Regions from separate parts of the Homo sapiens genome. Here region 2 is linked to region 1. A link is a loop called in an ENCODE intact Hi-C map of the cell type or tissue named here. Cell type or tissue: PC-3. All regions are shown on one strand.

Region 1 (8,000 bases):
TTTGTCACCTTCATATTTTATTGCTTATCAAAATGAAGCTCAACAAGGCTTAAGTTAGAATAACTGAAGTAGGAGTATGTCATAGGAGAAATTACATTCCTTCTGCTCCTCCATGCCCAGGGTGAAAAAGAATTGCTAAGAGGGAGCTTCTGCTTCTGTAAAAGAGAACGCTCTTGTTATGGTGTGTATGTGTAACTCTTATCCTATATATATGGATAAGTAATGTTTTGTTCGTGATTGCCTACACCATTTTCTCATTTGGTTTTGCTCAGGCTAATGCATGTGCAGTAGGGTTTTTTTAATTTTTAAAATTATAAAAATATTTATTTAAGATTGACCTATAATAATTGTACATATTTATGGGGAATAGCATGATGTTCTGATATATGTATATGCTGTGTAATAAGCAAATCAGGATAATTGCCATATCCATCACCTTAAATATTTATCATTCCTTCGTGATAAGAACATTTTAAAACCTCTCTTCTAGCTATTTTAAAATCCATAACAACATTACTGTTAATTCCAGTCATCATCCTACTATGCAATAGAACAGCAAAACTTATATCTGACCTGAGTTTTGCACCCAATCTTTCTCTATCCGGCTTTTCCACTTCCCTCCCCATCCTTTGGTAACCATTATTTTACTCTTACTTCTATAAGAACACCTTTTTAGATTCCACATATGAGTGAGATCATGTGGTATTTGTCTTTCTCTGCCTGGCTTATTTCACTTGGCATAATATGGCTCCAGGTTCATCTATGTTGCCGTAAAAGACAGGATTCCATTCTTTTTATGGCTAAATAGTATTCCATTGTGTATATGTGCCATGTTTTCATTATCCATGCTGTGCAGTGTTGACTGTCAACACTGTCAGTTTTTTGCACAAAGTGAGGGGTGGGGAGGAGTTGTGCAGCTAATGGAATGGGGGAGATGGCTTGTCCTCCACCTTCTCCAGAATTAGGGCTTCATTAATTTGTTTAAATATTTCAAATCTCCAGGATTGAGGCATACCTACAGTAAAATGTAAATACAGAAACACTTTTCAAGGAGAAATATTCAGGATTCATTGATTGTTTTTCTTTTCCATCAGTATGCTACCATTTTCCTTTATTGACACAGATACTCAAGAATTGGCTATACTGTCATCCCTTAGTGCCTGTAGGGAATTTGTTCCCGGGCACTCCCCACCCCACCATAGATACCAAAATCTGTGGATGCTCAAGTCACATATATAAAATGGAGTGCAGTATTTGCATATAAGCTATGCACATCCTCCCATATACTTTAAATCATCTCTAGATTACGTATGATACTTGATTACTTATGATTATTTATAATACAATGTAGATGCTAAGTAAATAGTTGTTATACTGTATGTTTTCATTTGCATTGTTTTTATTATTGTTATTTTCTTTTTTTTTTTTCTGAATATTCTTAATCCACAGCAAACTGAATCCATAGATGTGGAACCCATGGATACAGAGGGCCAACTGCACTTTGTTTATTCAAATATTAAATGGGAAATCTATTAAAAATCAATCTTTCCTAAATTAAACTGTTTTTAATTTTTTTTTTTTTTTTTTTTTTGAGACGGAGTTTCGCTCTTGTTGCCCAGGCTGAAGTGCAGTGGCGCGCAACTTTGTCTCACTGCAACCTCCGCCTCCCCGGTTCAAGCGATTCTCCTGCCTCAGCCTTCCTGAGTAGCTGGGATTACAGGCACGTGCCACCACTCCTGGCTATTTTCATATTTTTAGTAGAGACGGGGTTTCTCCATGTTGGTCAGGCTGGTCTTGAACCCCCAACCTCAGAAGATCCACCTGCCTTGGACTCCCAAAGTGCTGGGATTACAGGTGTGAGCCACCACGCCTGGCCCCTAATTTTTTTTAAGTGCCTCCCAATGCAAAAACACATTGCCACCCATAAACTTATTTCGGAAAAAAAAAGAATAAACCTAAATAGAATCAAGCCTCAGAAAATTAGAGACCAGGAAAAAAAAAGCTGGAATTACCTTAGAGGGATTACATCACCAAAATCCAGTCTACAGGAAACTTCACAGGCCAAATCACTCAATTTCTTCAAATTGCAAAAAGCAAAAAAGGGGGAGGGGGGAAGCTGTAATTTGAGAGCCCTCAAAGACATTTATTTTTAAGTATTTTAAATAAATACTGTACTATTGTATATAAGGATGTACATTTAGGGCATAAACCATGAAGAAAAGGGAGGAAGTGATGACTGTCAACGTCTGGACTGTTTTTGCTTTTAGGGAGGAGGTAAGGGCTGTCATTGGCACAGCACACAGAGGCAGTACTACCAAAGCGTTTGGCAAAGGTCTATTGTTCCTAATTTTAAATGGGCTTAGCTAGAAAGGAACATATATTAAACATAAAAAGCACTACAGGGAGTTTATAATTTCATTGTCATTGTATCTACTGGTAGTTTCTGAACTGTCACACAACCCCAGGTTCTCTGGAGTCCTTTATGCCTACTCTAGAAGGGCATAAATCCCTTATCACACTTCAACAGCTGTCTGTACACATTTGGCCAAAAGTATCAGAGAACACCAACTCCTCAAAAAGTAGGAGTGTGGGAGAGAGAGGAAGGTTTAAGTCTAAACCTAATTTCCCGGTTCAGACAGTTGCCCGCACTAAAGGCCTCCTATTTTCTTTCAACAGAGATAGCATTTGGTTTTCCATATTTATATCCTATATACTTGTGTGTACAATGCAAGCTTTGTTATGCTGTATCTGGCCAGTGTTTTCTTCCCTTTACAACAGGCAGTAACTGTAGCTGTGCATAATGTACCTGACAGTGAAGGTGGCTGGCTATTGAAGTCTCTTGTTGGGCAACGTTTGTGCTGGCACAGCCATGGTATTTTTCTTTCTTCCTGTCCCTCCAAACTTTCTTGGTTTAATGACAGTCTTATGTTTCATTTGTTTTCTCTGATCCAACGTGTTTATGTGAGGGCAGTTCTAGGGTACATAAAAGTCAGTTTCAGGGTGGTAATTATTGACCATGGTTTTACACAGCACCTCATGTGGTAAGAAGATAAATGCATAATCACCCAGTAATAAGAAAAACTCTGACTGAAGGACCAAAGGACGTTGTCATTTTACTCCACCCTCTGTGAGTCAGCGAAATGGATTGAATTATAAACCAGAAACCAGCACTTCAATCTGATGAAACTCATCCTATAGAGGAAAGTGTCACTACATGTTGGCAGTTTGTAAAATGTGATGATCTGCCCTAATCCATTGGAACTGACATGTCCTTAATAATAGCAACATTCTTTGTAAATTAAATAGCTATTATTTTTTCAAACCTGTCAGGATATGCTTATGCAGTTGACGCACACGTGATCATAGTCATGTTCACTGTGTCTAAAAGTGAGAAAAATAGAATCCATTTTGGAATGTGTAAAATTAAGCCAGTAATCTTGGTCTCTCAAGGCATGAACCAAAACTGAGCTAAAAACCCTGGATTGATTTTCCACATATAAATAAACTGAGTCTGGATGGTGGCATATGTCCCAAGGTCATTGTGCAATGGTAATCGATGATTAATTAATCATGTAGTAAACATTCATTGAGCACCTATTCTGTCCTAGGCACAGTGCTAGGCAAGGATGCAGCAAAGAAATGACAAGAATCGTTCTTATCTGTTTCCATTTCTCCACTGCTTGTTTAACCCTTTCTAGTCAGCAACCTGGTACTCTTTTCTCTCCTGTGAGGAGAGAGACCGTCTGTGCTCCCTGTGCCTTCAAGGCTGCCCTTGCAAAGGACACTTCTTCCACAGAGAAACGAGTGACATATGGTTTATGTTGGTGGCTTAGCTAAAAGGGAACATATTTTCAGCATAGTGCTGCCACCCTTTTTAAAAAATTTCTTGTAACCTCGACGAACCTCAGGAGAAATTCTCTAGAATTGTGTTACAGTACATGAACAATTCTTTTGCAAAGTTATTTCATGACTTGAAGATTATAACAGGTAAGGATTGCAACATGAAGTCATGCAAGACAGGCTTAAAATAATTTGAAATTTTCTGACGTGTCTTACAAATAAACCACTGTGAGAGTCATCTTAAAGTCAGGCTTTATCTTGGACACATCAGCTTATAACCTGGGTAATGATGTGTCTGAAGCAGACAGGATATGGCAAACTGGGAAGCCAAAGGTTTAATCAGGGGGCTTACTATCAGCAGATCTCACTTAATGGACTGTTATCAAGGTGTTGCTGAAGATTGCAAATATTAAGCCTGAAACACCCGATGGTTGCTGTTTTGTTTATAATATTTGAATGAGAACAGCAAGTGAAGAGTATAAGTCAGAGCTACTGTACCTGTAGGCTGTGCCTCACACAAGGGCACCCAGTGGAGAAGGTAGCAGGCTGGGGCTAAAATCCCGTGTGCACCATGCTCACTGGGCCATACACCCTGAGGTGAGGCTACACTGGCCCAGAGGGGTGCCTTTTGTGTGTTTGTATAAAGGTGCTATATGGGTAGCTGTGGCACTAGCACTATTGTCTTCCCAAGACAGATTTTTGGAAACTGCTGACGTGGCTAAGATAGGGGAAGGGCTGTCTTACTGCTAGTGGAAGAACTAACTCTAGCTAGGATATATGTTCTTTCCCAGAACAAGCTGGGCACTCTCCAATGATTCCAAGTTACCAGGCATTTCTGGGGGCGGAAGAGCATTGTTGCTCCACCCACCTCCTTTTCCTGGAGAATTGTCAAGATCTAGGATTTCCCCAGAGCTGGAATAATTACTGAGTAGAGTCCAGCCCTGCTGAGAAATTGCAGAGTAAATTTCCCCTGAAGGCCATGTCTCCTGCATCCTGCCACCTGCATCTTGGTTGTAGTTTAAAAGTCTTGTCCAAGAGGATTGCTAAAATATAAATGCCCAGACTGACAGCTGCTCTCTGCACAGTGTGAAACATTAGCTTATAAGAAATCCTAGGTTTCCTGTGTTTACCATCACACACCACTTCCATGGAATTAAGTTGGGTCTCATTAATGTGTGGAATGCTCCATATCTTAATGAAATCCTCTTTTGCATGTGTGCGTGATATGACAGTGTAACAGCTCAGAAATTACCACAATGCTCCACTCTACATTTCCTAGCCCAAACACACACACACACACACACACACACACACACACACACACACCCCAACCACTATTAGGAACAGTAACATTAAGTGGAGGAAGCTATCAAGATATAAATAAGGAGGGCCAGGCATGGTGGCTCACACCTGTAATCCCAGCACTTTGGGAGGCCAAGGTGGGTGGATCATGAGGTCAAGAGATCGAGACCATCCCGGCCAACATGGTGGAACCCTGTCTCTACTAAAAATACACAAATTTGTGTGTGGTGGTGCACACCTGTAGTCCCAGCTACTCAGGAGGCTTAGGCAGGACAATCCCTTGAACCTGGGAGGTGGAGTTCCCAGTGGTTGCAGTGAGCTGAACTCACGTCACTGCACTCCAGCCTGGCAGCAGAGCAAGACTCCATCTCCGAAAAAAAAAAAAAAAAAAAAAAAAAGATATAGATAAAGAAACATACAGTGAAGACTTTTTTTTTTTTTGGAGAGAAAAAGCCCAAGCAAATGGGTTTTAAAATTCTACTTCTATCACAGCACTCCATTTAAAAGCTGAAGGCATCAAGAGTTGACATTGCTCATGGCACATCAAGGGAAAATTCAGAAAAGGAAGTATCTGTTCGCTCATTACCCAAATGTAAATTATATGTGCTCTTGAAGTATGCCCTTTATTTAATTTTAATGCATTTTAAATTTTAATATGAATTACTCTACATGAATCACCCTTTTTGTTTTCAATGCCATTAGCACACAAAAATTGAGGAAGGGATTCTATTTTCTGGTAATTCAAACTATTTTATGAGGTGTAGCACATGATATTGTGTCTTCCATAGAGAAGGAACTCAGTGTTTGTTGAAAGCAATTTCAATGTGATATGTTAGCTATGATCTAATGTGAGTGGGTAATGACTTCCCATATTCTTTTTTTTTTTTTTTTTGCAGCTAAGAAGGATTCTTCTATTCCCATTCATATTTTAAAAAGTGTTTGGTTCTTAATAAAACCAAGGCATAGTTTTTTAAAGAGTATCTTGGCATCACTCTCAGACGTATGCAATCAAAGAGATTCAAAGGCAATACTGTGAAAATGACCATATTGCCAAAAGCAATCTACAGATTCAATGCAATTCCCATCAAAATATCATCACAATTCTTCACAGAACTAGAAAAAACAATCCTAAAATTCATATGGAATCAAAAAAGAGCCCTCATAGCCAAAGCAAAACTAAGCAAAAAGAACAAATCTGGAGACATCACATTAGCCGACCTCAAACTATATGACAAGGCTGTAGTTACCAAACAGTATGGTACTGGTATAAAAAATAGGCACATAGACCAATGGAATAGAACAGAGAACCCCTAAATAAAGCCAAATACTTACAGTCAACTGACCTTCGGCAAAGCAAACAAAAACATAAAGCGGAGAAAAGACATTTATTCAACAAATGCTGCTGAGATAATTGGCAAGCCACATGTCAAAGAATGAAACTGGTTCCTCAACTCTCACCTTATACAAAAATCAACTCAAGATGGATCAAAGACTTAAATTTAAGGCCTGAAACCATAACAATTCTAGAAGATAACATCAGAAAAATTCTTCTAGATATTGGCTTAGGCAAAAAGTCTATGACCAAGAACCCAAAAGCAAATACAACAAAACAGATACATAGATGGTACCTAGTTAAACTTAAAAGCTTTTGCACAGCAAAAGGAATAATCAGCAGAGTTCACAGATAACCCACAGAGTGGGAGAAAAATATTTGCAAACTCTGCACCTGACAAGAGATTAATATCCAGAATCTACAAGGAGCTCAAACAAATTAGCAAGAAAAAACCAAATACTCCCATCAAAAGTGGGCTAAGGACATGAATAGACAATTCTCAAAAGAAGATATACAAATGGCCAGCAAACATGTGAAAAAAATGCTAAAAATCACTAGGTATCAGGGAAATACAAATTAAAACCACAATGAGCTACCACCTCCAAGAATGACCATAATTTAAAAATTAAAAAATAATAGATGTTGGCATGGTTGTGGTGAAAAGGGGACACTTTTACACTGCTGGTGGGAATGTAAACTAGTACAACCGCTATGGAAAACAGTATAAAGATTCCTTAAAGAACTGAAAGTAGAACCACCATTTGATCCAGCAATCCCACTACTGGGTATCTACCCAGAGGAAAATAAGTCATTGTATGAAAAAGACACCTGCACACACATGTTTATAGCAGCACAATTAGCAATTGCAAAAATATGGAACCAGCCTAAATGCCTATCAACCAACAAGTGGATAAAGAGAACGTGGTATATATAGACCATGGAATGCACTCAGACATAAAAAAAGAATGAAATAATGGCATTCACAGCAACGTGGATGGAGTTGGAGACCATTATTCTAAGTGAAGTAACTCAGGAATGGAAAACCAGACATTTATAAGTGAGAGCTAAGCTATGAGGATGCAAAGGTATAAGAATGATATAATGAACTGTGGAGACTCAGTGGGAAGAGTGGGAGGGGGCAAGGGATAAAACACTACATATTGAGTACAGTGTACACTGCTTGGGTAATAAGTGCACCAAAATCTCAGAAATCACCACTAAAACACTTATCCATGTAACCAAAAACCACCTGTTCCCCAAAACTATTGAATTAAAAATAAAAAATTTAAAAAAACTAAATTATTTTCCTTTTTTTTTTTTTTTTTTTTTTAAAGACAGAGTCTTGCTCTGTCCCCCAGGCTAGAGTGCAATGGTGCCATCTCAGCTCACTGTAACCTCTGCCTCCCAGGTTCAAGTGATTCTCCTGCCTCAGCCTCCTGAGTAGCTGGGATTACAGCCACACGCCACCACACCTGGCTAATTTTTTGTATTTTTAGTAGAGACAGGGTTTCACCATGTTGATCAG
Region 2 (8,000 bases), 130 kb before region 1:
ACTGAAATAGAAATCTAATACTTTATTAGAGTATAGCAGTGAAGATAGTTTATGCTATTGTCATTTTGTGATGCTGGAAATTTCTCATTAAGATTGTATAAATGGTGATTCAGTATGAGATGGATTCATCTTTTATTCCATACAAGGATGATAGTTTCCTCAAGTACAAAAATAACTCGAAATACGAAAGCTTCATTGACGTCTTGCTCAGGTGGCATGTACTTGCAGACCGCACGGTAGGAAAGCTCAAGTTTGTTATGATTAATTATTAAAGCTCTGCTGTATACAAACTTTATTGAAAGTTATGGTCCATGTAAAAATGATAGACACAGGCTCTGCTGTCTCTGATCTCTCACTATAGGGCGTACACAGAACAGATAAGCATTTAAGCTGGAAGAAGTATTGGGAAACAACTCTTTAACGATAGCATCACCCTTATTCATTTTATATTTTTTAGACAGACTCAGTTTAATCTTACAATCATGTGTCTTAATGTGCCTGAACTGTGTGAAAGTCTATAAGCCACCTATTGTAAGGAGGCAGAGCATAAAAGGAGAAAGAATATGGTCTGTTGAAAAACAATCTCAAATGAGGACCTCTTCTGTGGCCTCCTTCCACATTCTTCCACTTTCTGAATTTTTTCTCTCCACCATGATCATAATTTTGGTTGGAAGGATAGCTTAGAATAAAATGCTAAGAAGAAAGATGATTATCATTATCTTAAAAATTCAATGGGATTGGTTTCTGCCTACTTCTGCCTCCGTCTGCAGAGAGACTGCTTGCCACAAATGGTCATCGTGGCAATGGAAATACTAGGATGTCCTCAGGTCCCACTGCTTTGGTGCTAAGAGCTCAAAGGGAATGTAAATTATCTAGATGTTGAATCCCAGGTTTTTTTTTTTTTTTGCAGCTTTCATACTCATGAAAAGGCTGTGGATTTGTAGCATGTAAGAGAGACGATGATTTTACTTTGTTGGAATAATTCAAACATCTGCTCCTTACTTTGAATAGATTCTGATTTATGTGCCTGTACCAACTTGATATCTATAAAACCAACCAGCAGTGTCATATTTTGAAATTTTATTCTCTCTTTGCTTTAGGGAGCTCCAGAACCTGGGAAGTGACTAATGATATTGCACGAGATAGATTAACTTAATTCTTTCATCATCAATTTTTGTTTGTGACTACATGGTAACAACCATAAAAATAGAGACTAAGTGCTTGTTGCCTGGAGCGGTTCTACTTTCCTGCTGTACAGCAGCAAGATGTAGCTCTGTTCCATAATTTAAAGAATGTCTATGTCCTCCATGAGCATCACAATGATTCAGCATTTTAACTTTATGCAGCGGAAGCAAAAAAGAAGAAAACTAGAATGTTCGGATTCTGACTTAGTATGGTGTGAGTGGGGGGCTCGCCAAACAAGCAAATTAAAGCTTTAAATTTAATAGAGCACCTTTATAAAGAGCTATATGACATTTGAGGAATGAATTTTGGCATGGTCAGTACTGTTAAGTCTTGACAGTTGTAAGTCTTAAAAGAGAAATTCTTTACCCTTTCTTCTTGCCGAATAACCCTACACCCTTTCCCCTAGGAAAAGAATATTATTTATTTTTCCTCATGTTGGTGACTCCAATGACCTCCATGGAAGATTTGCAGAATTTCATTCCCATTTTAGATCTATTTCTCTTATTTTTTTTTAAATCTAGTGTTTCATAATGTCTAAAAGAAAGTGTTTGCAAGTCATTGTGGTTTTTTTTTTTCATCAAAGTATTCCTTGTTTCACTCTCTGTCGCATTTATTGCTCTTTCTCCTATTCTTTGCTTTCTCATTCTATGGAGCCCCATATGAACTTGCTTTAGTTAGGCTGTAATTTAAGTCTAATTTCATAAGCCGATTACTGTGGGACCAGATGACAGAGGAAACTCCCAAAAGGGCACACTTAATACAGGAAATGGGGTTAATGATTCAGTAGGCGAAACTCTTACTTCTGACTCACTGTACCACTAATAAAATGCTACGCTCACAATGGAGATTTAGTAAATGTTTGTTGACTGATTACTGTACACTGATAAATCCTGAGTATAAGGAAAATGTCATGTAGAAATCATTGATTTCAAGTCTAATGATTAGGAAATAGAAGCACGAATAAACCAAATGACATGTCTGATATAGTATGGGAAGAACTTTGTAGTAGAAACATTTCTATTAATGGCCCCATTTTATGTCTCTACATGTTTTCTTTTTACCCCCTTTTACAAATTCACATCATCTCACTATGCCTACTTATCTTTGCAAGCCTTCTTAGACGGTTTTCATACAAGGCAGTACAAAGAATAAATACTAAGCATGTACCAAAACTTTAGACTCAGAAATGGGCCTTTGCTATATGACCAAATTGAGTATGACATGAATTGGAGGCCAGGTTGTTGATTAGAAACAATGTGGTAACTTGTGACTAGTTGAATCTGTCAAAGACATAGAACCTGCTGGGCATGGTGTCTCTTGCCTGTAATTCCAGCACTTTGGGAGGCCGAGATGGGCGGATCGCCTGAGCCCAGGAGTTTGAGGCCTGCCCAGCCAGCAAAGTGAGGCCCTGTCTCTACAAAAAATACAAAAATTAGCCAGGTGTGGTGGCATGTGCCTGTAGTCCCAGCTACTCTGGAGGCTGAGATGAGAGGATTGCGTGAACCTGGGAGGTTGAGGCTTCAGTGAGCTGTGATTGCACCACTGCATTCCAGACAGGGTGACGCAACGAGACTTTGTCTGAAAAGCAACAACAACAACAAATACAACAAAATCCAGACGTAGAACCAAATTTGCTATCATGTAGTACTTTTTAATTATGCTGGCAGCCTTAGAGAAGTAGCTCATTCTTGAAACATACTCTCTAAATTACCTTGTATGATTTAGCAGTAAAAAATTTTTAGAAGATCAAGAATATCATATATATGAGGATGCACGCGCACACACACACCATTTTCTGTTCAGTTTCAGCAAGTTTATAAACCCCATGAATCTATTTGTCAACTCTCTATGGCACCATGTGCTAGAAAATAAGCATCTCTGGTTTAGAAAACTAGTGTGTTTTTATGTACCCTGGTTTGTTCATTTGTCTGTTTTCTGTTTTTTGTTTGTTTGTTTTGTTTTTGTTTTTTGACCAGCTCGTCAATCTTTAAATCTGTTTTGCAAAATCTTAGTTAAAAAAGTATTTCTTTTCAAAGACGAGAGTAACTTTTAAAAAATTTGTGTCATTCTACAGATTCCATTTTCCTGCTGCAAACTAGAGATCCTGTCTCATCTTGGATGTAATTCCTACAGTTAGACTTCTATCAAAGGGTCATTGTGCCAACTGGAATTCTTTCCAATTCGAGAAATAAGAATTTGAGGAATCTCTAAGGGTAGAAATGACTTCTATCGGGAGACAGCACACTAACGCAAGAGGGCCAATGGGGTTCTGCCACCTGTATTTGTAAATAAAATTTCACTGGTACACAGCCATGCCTGTTCACTATTGTCTATGGTTACTTTGTGTTACAAAGGCCAAGTTGAGTAATTGCAGCAGAGGTTATGTGGCAGCAAAGCCTAAGAGATTTGTTATCTGGCCTCTTACCGAAAAAGTTTACCTATCCTTGTTGTGTATCATTCTGATTCACAATTTATCACCCTCAGCACTATTGACATGCAGGGCTGGGTGATCTTTCCTGTGTATGTTGGGGGAGTGTCTTGTGCTTTATAGGATGTTTAGTGGCATCCTTGGCCTCCTCTATGCACTACATACCAGAAGACCCCCTACCCTCACCCCAGTGGTGACCATCAAAAAGGCCTCCAGATGTTCCCAAATGTCCTGGTTGAGAACCATGATTCCAGCTTGACAGATTCTGTCTTTTCAACTGGAGAGGAGAGGAGTCCATACCTACTTCATGCCTTAAGAATCTCTTCCATCAGAAAACTTTGCACTAGAACATTCTTCCAAGGAATACAATGTCTTCTGCTATTATATCAATTCCTGTCTGTCCTTTCAGTTTTTAAAAGAGGCAGAACACTACTGATCTCCATTGCTTGAATAGAAGTTTCTCTAGAATCTTTGTACTTACTAAGAAGTCATTCCTCCCCTCAATATTATTCAGTGCTACCGTCACTTCAAGCCCACATAAATGGAATAATTTGGATTTTCTACTACAGAAAAAGTAGCAGTTGTGTACATGCAAGCTATTATCACTGTTACAGTTCTTCCTCTGACTTAACCTGAGACCGGTATGTGGAGCTATCTTCATTAAGATATCCATTAAGAAATTTAGTGAATGAGAAAGATTTATGGCATGTATCCTAATCAGAGAAGCATCACTGTCTGAGAATGTGAATGATTCCCTTTCTAAACTCTACAATTACCTGGTTCTGTTTCACTATAAGAATTGCCTCAACAATATAATTATACTGCAAGTATTTTTCTTTTCACATTTTATCTTCATTTAGTTAATGACAAAGCTGTATATAGACACATACATATATATGTGTGTGTGTATATATATATGCATATATATATATATGAAGTCTTCCAACTTCTTTTAAAACAAAGGGGTGGCTTAAACTAACTGACTTTAAGGAAAGAGTTTTTCTCTTAAAAGCTGACATCTAAAAAATAGATCTATATTTCTTTTTAAATAGGTTAACAGAATTACAATTTTAGCAATCTAAATAATATTGTTGAACCTGATGGTATTTGTACTTTCTGAACTAAGCAGATATTATCTTTTAATATTTATCTTAAGCAGATATGGGTGAACTGATTTTTATGAAGAAGTCTTGTAGAAATTAAACAAGAAACATTTAGTTCCTCCAGAGTCATCAAGGTAGATGACGATTATATAGAGAAAATGAAGCTATTTCATCATTTCAGAATAACTGACATGATTCATCACTGCAAATATATTAAAATTAAAGAAAACATGGATTCTTGAGAAAATGTAATTTAGAGCTCAGGACTACATTTATTATTTAGAAGGGTGAGAAGTGAGTTTAAAATAAATTCATTAACTCCCAGACTACAACGATCTGCAGTTATCCTTCCTGAATTTTACCTGATGAGGTAAACATGACCTAATGTTCCAGAGGCTTGTTCCATACGTGTGACGACTGTGACATTGCCATGGATCCAAGCAAAATATTGTTTCTCTGGCACTGCTCATGTTATCATTACCATTATGCAACCTTAAGTTTCATGTAGTTTAAATTAGAGAACCAGCAGAGTTTAGTCAAGTTCCTGTTCAACAATCCAAAGATCATTTAACTTTCTATTTAAAATTTTTTTTCTGGGGAAGTATGTTCCTTTCTTATTTGGAAATAAGAAATAACTTTTAAAGTGTCAGGAAAACAAACATTCACATAATGTTTTCTCCAGCGCTAATTCCAAAGTGATCAAAATTCTTTATAACATGCAAGTTGGAAGCATGTACTGTTTTCTTTATTTTGTCTTCAGTGATTCAAGGTGGTCTTTTTTTGTTTCCTTCTGTTTAAAAATCAAATTTCCCATGCCGGAAACTATTATTGTTTTATACTTGGGTTAATAGTCACTCTGACCTTTTTACAAAAAGCAAAAAAAAAAAAAAAAAAAAAAAAAATCAATTCAAACCTACAAACCAGTGTTTTTATTTTGAAGAAAAACAAACTTTCTTTTTTTCCATGAAAGGGACCAAAAAAAAAAAAAAACCACAGCAAACAAGTGTTTTATGATTCACAATTGCATGCTCTTCATAGTCATGGCAGTTATTATCCAATTATGTATGGTTTCTCCTGTATCATCTTGTCTGTATATCTTACGGGTGTCATTTTGTTTATTTTTGCTTTGATTATTTTAGAATTAGTACAACATACAGGATGTCTGAGCGCATCAGTTATTTTCAGGCTCAATCTTGTAAATCTCCACACCCATTTTGTGTAAAAGCTTCCACAGATCATATGAAATCTTGTGTTGATGACATGTTGAATACAGTTGCCTGAAGAAAGTTCTGACATTTGTCTTTCCCTATTTTCTCTTAGTTGCTTTATTTATATTCACTCCTTCATGTAATAATAAAATTTTAGGGTCCTCCTAATGTGTCAGAGGTGGTATTTTCCCATTACTTCCTTCTTAGGTTGATTCTGTTGTATCAGCATATGTATCCCCATCTTACAGATTTGGAAACTGAGGCTCTAGGGAGGTGGTGTAGCTAGTAACTATGGATCTATGGTCTGATACTTTTCTGCAAAATATATTTGTATATTGACTTAGGAGGTTGTATTTGTACCTATAAGTGACAAAAATAAAATAGTTTAATAAATCAACTACAGTGTTCGCTAACTGAGTCACTGTGAGGGAAAAGCATAAAGGTGGAGTAATTGGCCGTGTCTCAGAGTAAGAGCATAAATTTCTCAATTCTTCTTCATTTCTTTTGAGATGGGGTCTCCCTCTGTTGTCCAGGCTGGAATGCAGTGGTGCAATTTTGGCCCATTGCAACCTCTGCCTCCTGGGCTAAGTGATCTTCCTGCCTCAGCCTTCCAAGTAGTTAGGACTACAGGCATGCACTACCATGCCCAGATAATTTTTGTATTTTGGTAGAGATGGGGTTTCACCATGGCACCCAGGCTGGTCTTGAACTTCTGGACTCAAGTGATCCACCAGCCTCAGCCTCCCAAAGTGCTTGTATTACAGGCATGAGCCACTGCACCCGGCCAAATTTCTCAGTTCTTAAGCTGTACATTTAAGACAATTGCCTGAAGAGTAAAATATTTACTCAATCAAATTATTACTTTTTTTTAATGTGCCATTGTTGTGGTTTTGACTGATCTTCTGAAGCGGTGATTTGGCCTTACACAGTCCACAGCCTCAGGCTAGAATATCTGTAGCCTGAGCTTCTCCAACTTGCTTCCCAGGTCCTTTCTCTATGCAACAAATGAAGAAATTATTTATGTACGTGGCATTTTACTTCATTTTGAATAAATTGCATTGCACTTCTTTATATATTTAATTTTTAAAATTGTTGTAAGATATACATAATATTAAATCCAGCAATGTAACTATTTTTAAGTGTGCAATTCAGCAACGTTAAGTACATTCACAATGTTGTGCACAACCATTACCGTGATCCAGTTCTGGAACTTTTTCATCATCTCAAATAGAAACTGTCCCCACTAAATGATAGCTTCCCATTCCCCTTTACCCCCAGCACCTGATAACCTCTCTTTTTTAAAAAAAAACTCTATTAATTTTACTGTTCTGGGTGCCTGCTATAAGTGTAATCATGCAACATTTGCCCTTTTGTGTCTCGTTATTTCATTTCATGTAATGTTTTCAAAGTTCATCCATATTATAGCATGTGCCAGAATTCCATTCCCTTTGAAGACTGTATGTAGATAATCACATTTTTCTTGTCCATTCATCTGTTGATGGACATTTGGCTTGTGTCTCCCTTTTGGCTGTAGTGAAAAATGCTGCTATGAACATTGATGTACAAGAATCTGTTTGAGTCCCTGCTTTCAGCTCTTCAGGGTATATATCTAGAAATGGAATAGCTGGATCATATGGTAATTCTAGGTTTAACTTTTGGAGGCATCACCAAACTTTTTCACTGTGGCTACACAATTTTATATTCTCATGAACATGGACAAGGGTTCTAATTTCTCCATGTCCTTGACAAAACTTATTTTCTCTTTTTATTTTAAAATAATAGCCATCCTAATGGGTGTGTCTTTAAATTCTTAATAAAACATTTCCACGAATTATAATTAAAGTATAATAATTTATTTCTAAACCCATTTATTTTAAATAATGCAATCTCTCAATTTATTTCTCTTTTGTTTCTGAGTCGGGGGTAAAGGCTTATCAATGATAGAATTTTCTGGATGGGTACATGGTTTGAAACATTGAGCCTATCTATTAGTACTTTTTTTTTTTTTTTTTTTTTTTCTGAGCCAGAGTCTCACTCTGTTACCCAGGTTGGAGTGTGGTGGCACAATCATGGCTC

The links. Peaks named below come from ENCODE experiments on the same cell type or tissue, not always from the same donor. Only the 100,000 strongest peaks of a DNase experiment are listed, where the experiment ranks them.
Region 2: a loop joins it to region 1, with 4 times the contacts of the local background. A loop is called at or near these places in 3 of 110 quality-filtered maps.

Annotation. Positions count from the first base shown.
Region 1 is chr13:73,462,677-73,470,676 of GRCh38, forward strand. No RefSeq gene overlaps it. Among named protein-coding and RNA genes, the nearest start is that of LINC00392, 98 kb to the right of the region's middle. In PC-3, no CTCF peak of the experiment used is centred here; DNase peaks (open chromatin) are centred at 3,105 and 4,075; H3K27ac peaks cover 3,535 bases.
Region 2 is chr13:73,333,436-73,341,435 of GRCh38, forward strand. No RefSeq gene overlaps it. Among named protein-coding and RNA genes, the nearest start is that of LINC00392, 230 kb to the right of the region's middle. In PC-3, no CTCF peak of the experiment used is centred here; DNase peaks (open chromatin) are centred at 1,106, 1,966 and 3,526; H3K27ac peaks cover 6,348 bases.